Linked DNA regions of Homo sapiens: region 1 is linked to region 2. Evidence: read pairs that join two places in POLR2A ChIA-PET (ENCODE). Cell type or tissue: Caco-2. All regions are shown on one strand. Each heading gives the region's core, and the rest is flanking DNA. Links, peaks and the distances in the headings are about the cores only. Region 1 overlaps SPAG9 (sperm associated antigen 9). Region 2 holds the start of ANKRD40CL (ANKRD40 C-terminal like).

Evidence for each region. ChIA-PET counts read pairs that join two places held together with the same protein. Peaks named below come from ENCODE experiments on the same cell type or tissue, not always from the same donor. Only the 100,000 strongest peaks of a DNase experiment are listed, where the experiment ranks them.
Region 1: POLR2A ChIA-PET joins it to region 2 with 8 read pairs; 2 of 35 experiments call an interaction of 5 or more read pairs at or near these places.

What each region holds. Positions count from the first base shown.
Region 1 is chr17:50,995,577-51,000,952 of GRCh38, forward strand. It overlaps SPAG9 (sperm associated antigen 9), which reads right to left. Exons shown (of 30, transcript NM_001130528.3): 14 at 4,085-4,141; 15 at 2,868-3,041; 16 at 989-1,118. Among named protein-coding and RNA genes, the nearest start is that of SPAG9, 120 kb to the right of the region's middle. In Caco-2, for the core only: no CTCF peak of the experiment used is centred there; no DNase peak of the experiment used is centred there.
Region 2 is chr17:50,765,307-50,770,630 of GRCh38, forward strand. ANKRD40CL (ANKRD40 C-terminal like) reads right to left here and starts at 2,212. Exons shown (of 4, transcript NM_001358683.3): 1 at 2,157-2,212; 2 at 1,568-1,705. The coding sequence starts at 1,607. MIR8059 (microRNA 8059) reads left to right here and starts at 3,344; the gene lies at 3,344-3,424. RefSeq lists a silencer at 332-381 and an enhancer at 682-771. In Caco-2, for the core only: CTCF peaks have their summits at 3,640 and 3,857; DNase peaks (open chromatin) are centred at 385, 885, 2,275, 3,275 and 4 weaker places; H3K4me3 peaks cover 1,464 bases.

The DNA.
Region 1 (5,376 bases), core at 308-5,307, 230 kb after region 2:
CCTCATCAAAAGTGAACTTATTACAGATCCACTGAGACATGAGCAAGCACTGCTGTTATTTACTCCTTGAAATCAAGTTCAGGTTTTTTGTTTTTTTGTTTTTTTGAGACAGGGTCGCTCTACTGCCCAGGCTAGAGTGCAGTGGCTTGATCATGGCTCACTGCAGCCTCAATCTGTCAGGCTTAAGCGGTCCCCTCCCACCTCAGCCTCCAAGGTAGCTGGGACTACAGGCACAGGCCACCACACCCAGCTAATTTTTTAAATTTTTTGTAGAGATGAGGTCATGCTATGTTGCCTAGGCTGGTCTCAAACTCCCTGAGCTCAAGCCATCCTCCACCTTGGCCTCCCAAAGTGTTAGGATTATAGGCATGAGTCAATAACAGGCACCATGAGCCAATGACAGGCATCAGCCAATTTTGCCATTCTTATTTGAAAAACAGAAAAATCAAGTTGAGCAATTCAATAAACAGGATATAATGGGAGCTCAAAAAGAGGCTCTAATTCACACATATGTGCACACGTGCACATGCATATGTGTTTGTACATGAACATGTGAGTCTTTTGGGGTAGGAATTATGGAGTAGACAGATAAAATTCCTGAAGACCTGAACTTAATTTTAAATGAACAGTTTGAAAAGTTCCATGCCAATAATTTTTTCAACAATGATGCTGGTTTTTTAAAAAATGAAATCTTCAAATATTAAACCAGAATTGCTCTGGTTACAGCAGAGCGGGTACCTCAAACTCCATGCACTTAGCCACCCTTTATTGACTCCTCCCCCCCTCACAGACTCAGAGCATTTCATTTGAGTTCTACAGCTCTAGAAAACAGCCTGAAAACCACCACCCTCCATGCTTAAATGTGTGCCCAGTCCATGCGGCTGAGATGAGCAGGGCTGGGATGCGTACAGTGAATCCTTCATGCCCACGCACACTCAACTTGCCCTCTTCTTTCCTGCTGGATGCTCTTACCACATGTGCATATTACCTGTTTGTACTTCTGAGGCAGACTCCAGCCAAAAGCCTGCACTCTACCGTCTTCCTTCTGAACATGTGCTTTTACCTGACGATACTGCTCTCTCTTTTGTTCTCTGCGTGAGGCTAAACTAGCTTCAGTTCTAAAAGGAAAAAAGATTTTCCTAATTACATGAATACGTTTAATTACGTTTATCCCCAGTTTTATCTCTCCTCTGTCACTAAAACAGCAAAAACAACAAAAATTTACATGATTTCAAATTAGTTTATTTCAACTATAACAGCTCCTTAAAAAGTGTTATAATAGGCCGGGCACGGTGGCTCATGCCTGTAATCCCAACACTTTGGGAGGCCGAGGAGGGCAGATAGCCTGAGGTCAGGAGTTCGAGAGCAGCCTGGCCAACATGGTAAAACCCCGTCTCTGCTAAAAATACAAAAATTAGCCAGGCACGGTAGTGCGGACCTATAATCCCAGCTACTTGGGAGGCTGAGGCAGGAGAATCATTTGAACCCGGTGGAGGTTGCAGTGAGCCAAGATGGTGCCACTGCACTCCAGCCTGGGGGACAAGAGCAAAACTCCATCTCAAAAAACAAACAAACAAACAAACAAAGTGTTATACTAAAGCTGGTCTTTTTAAGTTTGTGCAGTGAATTCAGTGCCTAAGCTTTAACAGGTTACCAAGCAGCTTTGTTACATTAAATTGAATCATCAGCCACCAAATTTATATCAGGTTTCAGATGCTGGCCATATGAAAGGGGAAAATTCTTAAGTATGTTTGGCTTTTTTGTTGTTGTTGTTCATTCAACAAATATTTACTGAGAATATCCTAATGCCAGAAAACGTGCTAGAAGTGATTTAAAACTTGAGTAAATCAATATCTGCTTAGGAAGATTGATATAGGTTAGATTTTAGATCCCATTAACTTGTTTCAGAAAATAAAAATGCAAACTGATTTGGTAAACTTTGGAGTTATAAGGTAAAATATTATTAAAATGATTTTGAAAATAATTTGCCATTATTTTGGCCATTTAAATTTTCATAAGATGAGTTGCTATGTATATATACCACAGTTAACATATCTACCTATATGTCAGATACTTTACAGATAACTGTATAATTGGGTCCAATCACCTTTGAGATAGGTTATCAGATTAATTTTACAGACAGAGAAACTGGGGGCTCTGAAAGGTTAATTTGCCCAAGTGTTTGTACCTAATGAGTAGTAAAGTCAGGATGGAAAACCAAGTCCTCTGACACCAACAGAAATGTTCAAACATTTAGGATAAAGGCTCATTTACCTCTAAAGGCCATTCACATTTCTATTAATAGGTATTTATCAATGTTGTCATACCAGCAAAAATGAGGCATTTAAAAAAAAATCCTTCTCTTTTATAAAAACTGAAAAGCAATTTTCATAAAAACTTTTGACTACAAGTAATTTACTTAAAGACAGCCAAGTTACAGAAATGATTTTTTTTTTTTTTTTTTTTTTTTTTTTTAAAGATGGAATCTCACTCTGTCACCCAGGCTAGAGCAATGGCATGATCTCGGCTCACTGCAACCCCGCCTCCTGGGTTCAAGCGATTCTTCTGCCTCAGCCTCCCAAGTAGCTGTGATTACAGCCACACACCACCACGCCCAGCTAATTTTTGTATTTTTAGTAGAGATGGGGTTTCACCATATTGGCCAGACTGGTCTCGAACTCCTGACCTTGTGATCCGCCCACCTCGGTCTCCCAAAGTGCTGGGATTACAGGTGTGAGCCACCGTGCCTGGCCCAGAAATGATTTTTTTATAGATTTACCTGAATCCTTAGAGCTGATAAGAGGCCAAGAATATTCTGAACCACTAACTTAATTTAGAATATAATGATTAATTTGGAAAAGACTTACTCTTCACTAAGGAAATCAAAGGCTTTGGACTTATCCCCAGGGAGCTGAGATAAGGTGCTGCTTCTTTTCTTGACGGACGGAGTAACATGAGACGTGGGTGCATTGTACTTCAGATTAACAGGTGGTTCAGGCTTCTTAGTCGTGTTACTTGAGGAGCTGAAAAGTCGGCTGAAACTAAAAGAAGACAGTATGTCTGTGTGTCACATGTACTATGAGAAACAATCCTTGATTTTCCACAAACTTTAATGTTGAAGAAAATTTCAGAGTACTTTTACAAGGCAATGAGTTAGAAATTGGCAAAAACAGTTTTTGTAGTCATACGCTGTAGCCTTAGCAGTAACTCGTAGCCAAACTCAGACATTCAGTGAAGAGAAACTATTGCTTAGAATGGCGGGTGCCTGTTCTTTAACTAGCAATTTGTATAATGAAAGCAAGAAGCTCTTAAATAGAGGAAACTTCTCCTACTGAATAAATATATTTTGGTTTTTTTGCTAGCTCCTACTTGGTGCAAGGTAAGAGCGATTGTTAAACCGCAAGGTTATGGCTGTGTGATGTGAATGGAAGCTTAGTATGCCAGTTCTAAAAACAGCTTATTATAATCAAGTACTGGAACACATATTACCATGTTAACACACATTTTATACATTTTCTGATTAAGCTCAATTTAAACAACTACTTTCGGGTCTATTTCTTTTTTAATTGACACTTCCATTAAATAGCAGATTCACCAAAAAAGGGTAAGTTTTAATCACAGTAAACACATAGTACTTCTAGCACAAACATAACTCAAGCTCAATACATACACAATATTACTCAAACCCTACAAGCACTAAATTTCTCATCTTCACTTTGTAAAGTTTCTTACAATCACAAAACCAGCCAATCAGAAACTTATTTAATGGGGATCCAGGTCATTTTCAAGTCTCTAAATAATTCCCCATTATTTAAATTTGGCAGAGGATTGCAACAAATGCACAGTCAACATGATGCAGCTTACGATATCATATTTTTTGTCCTTGAGAAGAGCCTTACCGAGTTGGCACACTATATATTAAAAAAAAAAAAAAAGTTCAGTTTAGCTACTTAACCATTACCCCTAGTTTAAAAAAAAAAAATGAAGGAAAGAAAATGGACATAAAATCATTCTTGGAAATAAATTTTGACTGTAATTTTCTTGTCTCATGTGCTGTCTAACATCTTTGTTTTTCAATACTTACAACTGCCAAATGCTTGACCTTTTTTTTTCCTGCATGGCTGGATTTTCTCGTGATGCCCTACATTCAAAAAGAAAAGAAAAGAAACATTTATCAGTGAGGTATTCTACCTTTCTTTCTGAAGAACAAGAGACCCAAGAAGTTCATGGGATACACAGAGGGGAGTCAACAATTAAGTTCAATAAATACTGTAGTTACTTTGACCTACCATGTGTCAGTCAATCTGCTAAAGATTGACTTTAATTCTACTAAGAAAAATAAAATATCATCCCTCCCTCAAAGAGCTTAGTCTACCGACAGAGGACTGTAATATGTGCTAGACAGCCAACATGCCTGAATGATATTTAAAATTTTTTATTGAAAAGATACCCTCTAACTTTCCCTTTTATTAAAATATTGCCTTGTAAATTCCCATCTTTACATAAAAGTCTCTATCATCTATACTCGGAGCTCTCACAAAATAGCTTGAAACTTTGGCATCCTGAGGGGTCATTTTTCACAAGACTAAAACTTTTCCATCACTGGAAAGATGACCACAGCAGGGAAGAGGATAAACTGGATTGACAGGTGATTCAACAAAATTTCAGAAAATAAGATATTCCAAATTGATTTATGAGGTGGTAGGGATTCTGCCATCATAATCAGAGCTCTCTTTTCACTACTTTTTTGTTATGAACTAAATTAAAAACATTCTTTACTTCAGTGAAGTAGTTAAAAGTAAGCTACTATTTCCTTTAATTTGTTGACTACCACTTGGCTGCTAGAGTTAAAAACAGCAATGGAAAGTGAAGTCCAGTTGGGCACAGTGGCTCACACCTGTAATCCCAGCACTTTGGGAGGCCGAGGCGGGCGGATCACTTGAGGTCAAAAGTTCGAGACCAGCCTGACCAACATGGTGAAACCCTGTCTCTACTAAAAAATACAAAAATTAGCTGGGCATGGTAGCGCACACCTGGAAACCCAGCTACCAGGGAGGATGAGGCAGAACTGCTTGAACCCAGGGGGTGGAGGTTGCAGTGAGCCGAGATCACACTTCTGCACTCCAGCCTGGGCACAGAGCAAGACTCCATCACAAGACTCCATCTCAATAAATGAATGAATAAATAAATAAATAAATAAATAAATAAATAAATAAGGTCCACTTTCAGTTTTTTGAATATTTACTTATTATTTATTCGATATCCACTAAATACTGCAGTTAAGAACATACACTTTCTAGTGGGTTAGTTTCCTTGTCTAATAAATATAGATTAGAATACTGATCTTCCTTATGGGCAGTTATAAGCAATTACTAT
Region 2 (5,324 bases), core at 325-5,324:
ATTACATTTCTATTGGGCAGCATTAGTCTAGATGAAAGGTTTTGGTCTTTGTCCTAAAACACCACCAAGCCATTCTGGTTTTTAGCAGAGAGCTGTCATAATCAGACTTGCATTCTGGAAAAGAGAAAAGCCTCACTGTCCCCAAAAGAATCCTGTGGGGTATGCACATTATTATTTTCATTTTCAGACAGGAAAATTGAGGCTGAAAGGGGAAGTAGTTTGTTCAGGTTGGTAAATGGCCAGATATGGATGTGACCAGGGCCAACTACATAATTTGCAAAGCCGAGTGCAAAAGGAAAATGAAGAGGAAGCCAATTTCCCCTTCTCACAGCCGCTGCTCTAACCCAGGGCAAATGGGTGACGCCCAGGGTATTGCGACCTCCCCACTTGAACGCACCAACTAGCTGGATGGGGGTGGGTGAGAGTGTCCAGGGCTGCCTGCCACTCCTCAACTTCTGATCCTTGTTTTGCCTGGGCAAAGGTGACAGCGGAATGAGGGACTCTGGCAGAGGGTTACAGCAGTGGTGGGGCTGGTCTGGGTGTGGAGACCATATGTATGAGCTGAGGCTCCAACTCCCAACCCTGGCACATGCTCCATTGTCCCATCGGACACCACTTACAAAACAAGTTCAGGGCTAAAATTATGACACATTTCAAGTCAACAATCACAGAATGTTGAACCCCAAGCCCAGGGCCTTTCTGAATGCAAGGCCCTGGGCAGCTGCACTGATCACAGACTTATGAAGTCAGCCCTGTTTGTGCCACCCTGCCAGATGCCTCCAAGGAGATGAGACGCTCCTGCCCAACTCAGCCCCTTCCCAGGACAGGAATAATGTCCCCTCCCCTAGTGAGCGGGGATCTGCAGTCTTCTCTTTGCCTTTCAATTCTGGGCCCTGGAGGTGGCTCAGGGCTGTGGCTCCTTCTCAGGCAGCCCCTGTAGCAGCTGGGCCCCAGCCCACCTGCCAGTACCTGACCTGATATCGATACCTGATAGAGATACCAGAACCTGACCTGAAACGAGGCCTTCCTGCCTCACTGCTAACTCACCCAACACACAGCCCGAGAACTTTCCCTGCCCTGTCCACTACGTTTGAAAGCATTTTATTCTGTGGTCAATGTGTCAGCTCTGTGAACGGCCAGAGTCTCATAGAGGTCACAAAGCATGCCCTTTGCACTCAGGCAGATTTGGGTCTGAATTCCTCTGCCACTTAGTAGCTTTGACACCTTGGGCAAGTTACATAACCTCTCTGATCTGAAAATGAGGTTAACAATCCTACCTCACCAGATTGTAAGAAGTCAATGAGAAAGTACACAGAAGGTACAACTTCCTAGCAGTTGTGAGCACCAGTAATTGCTGGCTGCTATTATTATTTATTATAGCTATAGACACTTGCTTCCTTCTGAAAGGACCTTTGGTCTAGTTGCTCTGCTCTTCACTACCCCACTGGCAGAGTGGCGGAGGCCACAGGGCACTGCTGGCCACAGCATCACCTGTGTCCCAGCCTTCCCCAGCCCCCTGTCCCATCCTCCTTGAGGACCATGTTGGGAACAGGACTCCCAGACTCACCTGCTGGCTTCTCCCCGATGTCCTGTTCCGGTTCAGCCATGAGTCACCTCTAGTCCGTCAGATGTGCAGCCCCTCTCGCATTTATGCACAAGCTCCCAACCAAATAAAAAGCACTTTCTACAGCCTCAGCACATCTGTCTGCAAGGTAACAACAGTGTGTTCTTGCCAGCCCAGTGAGATAGAGCAGGGTCATTTTTATTTTATAGATAGGGAAAAGGAGGCTGCAGCGTGTGGCATGATTTGCACAGGGTGAGGCCAGTGAAGGAAGGTACTGAAGTAAGGCTCCAGACTCTCTTCTCAGGCTGTCCCCACTGGAAGACGGTGCAGGCCGGTAGTACTCACCCGAGGGAATGGTGCCCTTCGGAGGGGAGGCCAGAGAGGCACAGCAGGCACCCAGCCAGACCCGAGAAGGGGGCCAGGCCCTCTTTCTTGGAAAAGGTTGGTAGCTTCTACACCAGGGGTAAGAAAAACCAAACACTTTGTTTCTCGGTTTGAATGGACTCCTCCTCCCCATTTCACTGTCTTTACTCCCAGCCCCTTCCTCAGCAGCTGTGCATGACAAGAAAGAAGCAGAAAGACCCCTCCATACCTGGGAAAATGACCTTGGTGATGATCCTGGATCCCCTGATTCTAGACATCAAAATGGAGGAGGCAGAGGCTGGAGCAGGAGGTTCAGTGAAGAATGGGTGGGGAGGGTCAAAGTCCCCAGTGAGGCTGCTGCCTCAAAGGCAGGCTGAAGACAGGAGGAGGTGCACAGATAGGAACCCAGATGTTCGGGTAACGCTCACATTTCATTTAACCCTCCAATGACAAAAGACGGGCAAACAGACGGGGCATCAGGGTGGGCCTCAGCATCAAAAAACTGGAGGGAGCTGGCTGGGTGCGGTGGCTCACGCCTGTAATCCTAGCACTTTGGGAGGCTGAGGCGGGTGGATTGCCGGAGCTCAGGAGTTCGAGACCAGCCTGGGCAACTCGATGAAACCCCCATCTCTACTAAAATACAAAAAATTAGCTGGGTGTGGTGTCGTGCGCCTATAATCCCAGCTACTCAGGAGGCTGAGACAGGAGAATCGCTTGAACCTGGCAGGCAGATGTTGCAGTGAGCCGAGATCACACCATTGCACTCCAGTCTTGGTGACAGAGCAAGACTCCATCTCAAAAAATAAATAAATAAATAAATAAATAAACACTAAAAAAAAACCATAAACCAAACAACAACAACAAAAAACCAAAAAAAAAAAAAAAAAGCTGGAGGGAGCTATGGAGATCGCAGCCCCCCGGCTCTCAAACATGGTGTGCATTGAAGTCACCTGGGAAGCTTTAAAAACCGTGGATGCCCAGGTCCCACCCTATAAAGTCTGATTTAGTTGGTCTGGATGCAATCAGAGCCCCAGAACTTTTGAAAGGTTCCCAGCTGATTTCAATGTGCAGCCAAGACTGTGAACCACTGATTTGGCCAAACTGCTTAAAGGAGCAAACAGGGAAAACGAGGCCTTAGTAAGTGAAATGTTTACCACTAGTCACGTGGCCAGCCAGGCACAGGCCTGGCACTGGACCTGGGTCACCTGGCTGCCAGGCCGATGCTGTCTTCCCAGCATGCTGGTGTGTCTTTCTGCAAGAACAGGGGAAGGGCAGGGTGGGGCAATGGAGAGGCGGAAGTAGCAGGGATCCCCTGGCCTGGACTCCTGAGAAAATGCACTTTGGCCAGCCTGGCTGCCAGGGTGTGGTCCGCCATAAAAAAGGCATCCTGAACCTCCTCCCCTGAGTGGGTGTGGCTACAGGTGCAGGGGAACTGTAGATGAAAAGGCTTGGCACTTGAGGGAAAGCCTCAGTTCATTCTCATTTTGCTCACCTGTTCGGTCCATTCATTCACTCACTCCCCGTTCACTGATTCACTCATTCACTCACACGTTCACTCAACAACACTCATTTTTTTCTTATTTAGGGGAACACACGTTCTTCTTTTAATTCATTTTATTTTTTGAGAAGGAGTTTCGCTCTTGCCCAGGCTGGAGTGCAATGGTGGGATCTCAGCTCACTGCAACCTCCATCTCCCAGGTTCAAGCGATTCTCCTGCCTCAGCCTCCCTATAAATAGCTGGGATTACAGCTGTGTGCCACCATGCCCAGCTAATTTTTTTTTTTTTTTTTTTTTTTTAGTAGAGACGGGGTTTTGCTATGTTGGCCAGGCTGGTCTTGAACTCCTGACCACAGGTGATCCACCTGCCTCGGCCTCCCAAAGTGCTGGGATTACAGGCGTGAGCCACCGCGTCCGGCCTTTTAGTTAATTTTAATGTTTAAAATTAAAGTATTACATGTTCTAGTTAAAAAAAATCTACTGGTACTAAAAATCAGAGCCGATTAGGAAGGAAGAAGGCAAAGTGTGTTGGGGGGACAATCAACTGCCACACAGGCCTTGGCATATGACTTGTTCCATTCATTATGCTGGGCACTTAGTGGGCCCTTTTATCCATGTATTAGTTTTGCTTGTGTGTGAGCCTGTGAGAGGTAGCTTTTAATTCTGATATAGTTTCAAACTTACAGAAAGTTGTGCCTGGAGTAGTGGCTTATGCTAAGGTGGGAGGATGGCTTGAGCCCAGGAGTGCGAGACCAGCCTGGCCAACATGGTGAAACTCCATCTCTACAAAGAATAAAAAAAAGAAAGAGCTTTACTTCTCATCCATTCATTCATTTATTATCATTGTGAACTCATGGATTCTTATTTTATTCAGTGGGTCACAATCCATCACTATCATGATCTATTTTGATGCTTTAATCATCCCAACTTTGTCCAGCATTTTATCCTGGCAGCTGTTTCCCATATCCTTTGACATATCCCCATTATTTTGTGAGCACTTTCTTTTTTTTTATTTTATTTTTTAGACGGAGTCTTGCTCTGTTGCCGAGGCTGGAGTGCAGTGGTGTGATCTCAGCTCACTGCAACCTCCGCCTCCCAGGTTCAAGCAATTCTCCTGGCTCAGCCTCCCGAGTAGCTGGGAATACAGGCACACGCCACCAGGACTGGGTAATATTTTTTGGTATTTTTAGTAGAGAGGGAGTTTCACCACATTCGTCAGGCTGGTCTCAAAATCCTGACCTCAAGTGATCCGCCCTCCTTGGCCTCCTAAAGTGTTGGGATTACAGGCGTGAGCCACCGCACCCGGACTGTGAGCACTTTCTTATTTCATGGCACATCAAGATGTTCTGGGTTCCATTGTACTTTCCCTGCCCCAGCCCTGCGATCAGGCATTTCTCCAAGGAGCCAGGTTATTTTCCATGAGGCACAGGTGTGATCATTCCCATGGAGATGTCATTGCTTCTAGGCTCTTCCCGTGTGCAGAGCTAGGAGCACACATGCATATACGCACATAAACACATAAACACATGCATCTATTTCTGTATATAGATATATGTTTTAAAATCAATCTAATTTATTTAGTTTCCTCTTTTGTGTGTGTATATATTTAAGAGAACAACTTCATATTTCTAGTCCCATTCCAACACCAAAGGGTTCTCCCTTGCTGGCTTGCTTGCCTTCCTTTCTTCCTCCGCCTTTCTCTCTTTCTTTCTATTTTAAACAACAGAAATTTATTCTCTCACAGTTGTAGAGGCCAGAAACCCAAGATCAAGATGTTGGCAGCATTGATTCCTTCTGGAGGCTCTGAGGAAGAATCTGTTTCATGCCGCTCTCCTGTTCTGGTGGTTGCCAAAATCCTTGGTGTTTCTGGCCTAGCTGTCTTCAGTTCCATATTGTAACT